Linked DNA regions of Homo sapiens: region 2 is linked to region 1. A link is a loop called in an ENCODE intact Hi-C map of the cell type or tissue named here. Cell type or tissue: ovary. All regions are shown on one strand.

What was found. A loop is a pair of places that touch in the nucleus more often than their neighbours do. Peaks named below come from ENCODE experiments on the same cell type or tissue, not always from the same donor. Only the 100,000 strongest peaks of a DNase experiment are listed, where the experiment ranks them.
Region 2: a loop joins it to region 1, with 4 times the contacts of the local background. A loop is called at or near these places in 2 of 110 quality-filtered maps.

Annotation. Positions count from the first base shown.
Region 1 is chr3:149,511,114-149,513,613 of GRCh38, forward strand. No RefSeq gene overlaps it. Among named protein-coding and RNA genes, the nearest start is that of TM4SF4, 38 kb to the left of the region's middle. RefSeq lists a silencer at 1,354-1,453. In ovary, a CTCF peak has its summit at 1,387 (motif pointing right); a DNase peak (open chromatin) is centred at 1,348.
Region 2 is chr3:149,891,535-149,894,034 of GRCh38, forward strand. The region is part of intron 4 of RNF13 (ring finger protein 13); the gene reads left to right. Among named protein-coding and RNA genes, the nearest start is that of PFN2, 78 kb to the right of the region's middle. In ovary, no CTCF peak of the experiment used is centred here; a DNase peak (open chromatin) is centred at 1,023.

The sequences.
Region 1 (2,500 bases):
TCAAGCTATCCTCCTACACTGGCCTCCTAAATGCTGGGATTACAGACCTACCCCACCATGCCCTGCTGGACGTTTCTATTAAGTTCCTTAATGATGCTAATGCTGCCAGCCCAGATTCCACACTTTGAGAACTGCAGAAGTGTTTACACTCTCTTAAATAGTACCTACGGTCACATGAATTATTTTTTCCCAGCCTTGGAGAGCCTGAAGATTTCATCGCATTCTTAAAGATCCATGACCCCAGAAAAATTAAGAGCCAGATTAGAGTCTAATTATGCATTGAAAGCTTTTTCTAGGCAGGGTTTCACAGGAGATGATTTTGCAACTGGTTCAGTCTTGGAGTAGTCCCAAGGGTGTATATTTGTGTTTGCTTAAGCACCTGGGCATTGCAGGCTATATGATGCCAACACCCTTACCAGTCCACACTCAGTTTCCTACCAAGAAATTGCAATACTAGGAGCATCAGCTTGGTAAAGAGAGTAAACATGACAACTTTTCCCAGCATCAAATGTGAATATTGTGGAGAGGTAGAAAAACAGGGAGAGGGGAAGAAAGAGAATTCCCGTGATGCTATTGAAGCAGAAATAAAACCTCTGCAGATAATCCTGCTGCCTATTGATGTTGGGGCCACAAACTTGGGAAAATGAATGTTGTGCCATCATAATCACCCTAAGGATCAGTTACATAACATTTAATCATAAATTATACTCATCCAAAATGTGGCATGGGAAGTTCATATGTAAACTTTAATGTATTTTTTTATTCTTTAAAAATTTCCATTTTTGTGAATGTTTTATAATGTACACAATACACTAGAACAGTCATTTTGTATTTAATTTATAACATTAAAAAATAAACAAGCAAACATACATACATCGGGGCTCCATGATGAAAAAAAAAATTGGAGATTACTCCTTAGGTGTCAAACTTGACTGCACCAGAATCACATGGAAGCTCACCGAACAAATGCAGAGTCTCAGACCTCAGTCTCTTTCAGGTTCAGGAGGTCTGAGAAATTCACAGTTACACCAACAACTTGGGAAATTCTAAGGCAGGTGAGCCATTGACTCTACTGTGAACCCTGCTCTGAAAATGACTTTAGTTTTTTTTGTTTTTTTTTCTCTTTGTACTTAATAACTTTATTCTGACTCAAAAGCCATAGAACTCCTCACCAAAGGACACATAGGTCAGTGCAAAGAAGGAAACAAACACGTCTGTATTCTGCATGTCTTTCTCCTTCCCCCTTCAGCAATGCCCCATCCTATTCCCAGCCCTGGTCGGCTGCACCCCCTGAGCCAGGCTCTGGTCACTCACTACACCATGACAAAGCCACCTGCCGCCTGCTAATGGTGACTCGGCTCAGCCATTAGAGGGCAGCAGATAACAGGTCACTAAGCAGATAATTTCTCCGCGAGCAGGTTTGCCCATCTTTCTAAATAATCCAATTTTTCTTGAATATTTTCTCATCAAGGAACATTTTCCAAAAACCTCATAAATGCAAGTCATGGAAGTGACAGCAAACAAGCCCAAGATTGCACTGTCCAAAGGAAAGGTTTCCGTGTTAGGCATGGCTCAAGGTGCTAGGTACAAAGCAAACAAAATCCCTGCTCTCATGCAGCTGACAAGTTAATGGGGGACAATCGAAAAGTAAGTTATCTCTCACTGTTAGATGGTGGTAAACGCTGCGGAGAAAGACATGGCCTGGGCCAAGAGAAGGAAAAGCTCAAAGAAGGGAATGAATATTTATTGACCATCTATGAACGACTGGTTTTCACATAAGTCACTTCTCTTCATCTTCACCACTCTCTCATTGTACCCCTCCCTTTTTTATTATGCCAATTTTACATGTAAAGAAACTGAAGTTCCCACCGGGCACGGTGGCTCACACCTGTAATCCCATCACTTTGGGAGACCGAGGCGGGCGGATCACCTGAGGTCGGGAGTTCGAGACCAGCCTGACCAACATGGTGAAACCCTGTCTCTACTAAAAATATAAAATTAGCTGGGCCTGGTGGTACATGCCTGTAATCCCAGCTACTCCAGAGGCTGAGGCAGGAGAATCACTTGAACCCAGGAGGCGGAGGTTGCGGTGAGAGAAGATCATGGCCATTGCACTCCAGCCTGGGCAACAAGAACAAAACTCCATCTCAAAAAAAAAAAAAAAAAAGAAAGAAAGAAACTTAAGTTCTGAGACTTTAAGAAACTTGGCTAAGGCCACGGCATTAATGAATACCTGCACAGTACTGAACTTCTTAACTTGTTGTCATAATGAAGCCCAGCGCGAATTGTAAAGGAGACTGCCCACACATGCATTTTACTAGTGCTCACACACCTCACCTTCTCCAGGACTCAATATGCTACGTGGAATGTGCCGGGCCTCCTCTTCCCCAATTAATGTTTCACCCTTATTTTGGTACTCTGAAACTCTTATTTTGCTCTATGCTAATCCCATAAATTGGTTCTCATTCTAGAGTGCAGACAGTAATGACTGTTAACTTCT
Region 2 (2,500 bases), 380 kb after region 1:
CCTCTTGGTTAGGTGCCACCTGGTCTATGTAATTTAGTTGCATGTAATTTGTTTATTGGATGTAAAATACTCAGTGCATTTACCACAATTTGGGCTAATAGCTCTGATCAGTCTCCTTAAAAAGGCAGATTGCCAATACAATTTAGAAGGCTTTATAATGTAGTTTTCAGTTTTGGTGGCTGTTTTGGATTTAGATTTGTTCACTGTGCATGCTTTGTTTCATGAATCTTTAAGTTCTTTGCTTCCATCTGACACCATGTGTTTGAGGTTGCATTTTATGAATGGGAAACTTTGCAAATGCTTACTAAATGATTTAACATTTATTTCTGCCTCATGTGTTCTTAAAAATACCAGCTGCTGCTTAGTTGAAAATGTAATTTAATTTGACTGACACATGAGTTTTATAGTTCATAAACATGGATGTATTTTCCTTGTTTGTATTCATAAGCCTGTTAGTCCATATGTTAATGTGTTCTTTGATTTAATTTCATTTCTTTATTTTAAAAATCGATAAAAACAACAACAAAAACCTTGGGAAAGCCTTCATACTTGCTACATTTTTGAAAACATGCATCTATTTTTTGGAGATCACACTTATGCCTACAGAATTTCTTCCCATTTTAGTGGTTTCCTAAGGTTTCTATTTTAGGAGTTTTATTATTATGTTAACAGAGAACAGCTTTTGATATTGATATAATTTTGTAGTGTATTTATAGAAACAAGTGCATTTTGGATGTGTGAAAGACATATTTCTCCTAAGTTGCTTGGTACAGTTTTAAAAGCCTAATGGTTAGATTTAGTTAAACATGGTGGACTGTTATAAATCCATTCATGTATATAGATGATTCTTAATAATTTGAGAGTGAGAAAGCCTCTTGAAAGATTATTACTTTGTCTCCTCTCCAGAAAAGTTTATATGTAGACAACCGCAGATTTAAGGACCCCCTGGAGACCTGTTGGGGAATTGGGATAGTACAGGGGTCCCCAAGCCCCCAGCCGTGGTCCCGTACCTGTTAGGAAATGGGCCGCATGGCAGGAGGTGAGCGGTGGGCCGGCAAGCATTACTGCCTGAGCTCTGCCTCCTGTCAGATCAGTGGTGCATTAGATTCTCGTAGGAGCGTGAACCCTATTGTGAACTGTGCATGCAAGGGACCTAGGTTGCACACTTCTTACGAGAATCTAACTAATGCCTGATGATCTGAGGTGGAACAGTTTCATTCTGAAACTATTCCCCCGGTGGAAAAGTTGTCTTCCACAAAAGTAGTGCCTGGTACCAAAAAGGTTGGGGACCCCTGGGGTATGACATGTATATGTGTAAGTATAAGACACTATATAAGATCTTGAAGAAAAATATAAATAGATTAACGTAAATACTCTAAGCAGGGAGCAATTAATATAGGTACATGTGGCATAGGGGTACAGGACAGGGCAAGCTTCATGGAGATAATGGAATTTGAAGTACTGACAGGCATTCAGAAGACAAAGCCAGTTCTACACAGGGTCAAGAAAGCAACTGACCTGTTTGGCTACCCATGAGTACTGAAATTTCCTTAAGGATAATGACTTTCTGATTGATCCTCAAGTTCCACATTGTGCCTAGTATGGATACAGTTATCTTACTCATTATGTAAGCTCAGCAAACTACTTGCTGAATTCAGCCACAGTTTTTACTCGTTGTGCTTTCTGAGACCACTTTTCTCTGTGTTCTAACATGTTGCATGTTTGCCTTCACACATATTTTTATTCAGGGAAAAAAGTTAAATTATGTAATTTCAATGACTATGTGCTTTGGTTGGCTTTAAAAAGAAATTTAAAACTTAAGTTTTGTATTAGCAGGAAACAGCTTTTGATATTGGTCTAATTTTATATTTCTTAAATTGTGTCTTTGGCAACAGTTACTTTTTGGGTGTGGAAAGAAACATTTCTCCTCAGCTCCTTGGTTAGCTTTTAGGGAAAAGTTAAAATGGTCATGAAAGCATCAGATAAACTAATAGTAACCCCAACTGAGTATACTTTTGTTTAAATAAAAGCCAAGTGAAGTCTGTACTGCCATGGTAATATAATGCAGAAATAATAAGTTAATGTATGTAACAAATAATCAAAGTTTATAGACTACATTCTTAAGAGATTATTTTTTTCCTCCCTTTGGAAAGTAGTGATATCTAAGGGGAAGAGGGTGTGGGGGACTGGCATTTTCTCAACATTCATAGTTGGATAACAAAATCCACCTAAAAATAAAACATGTACTCATATGCAAAAATGCTAAACTTACTTTTTTGATTATTGACCTTTCTTTGCACAACTCTAAAACATACTTGTCACAGTTTTGTTGACTGGTGATTTCTTGCCATTCCTACAGTAGAGCAGTAAGTCCTGTGCCAACAAACAATTTATATTATTTTAATTAGTTTTTTAAAAAATCACTTTCTGCCTGATTTTATCTCCTGTGTTTATAATGTTATAATATGAGCTATTAATTTAAACACATTTAAAAAGTACG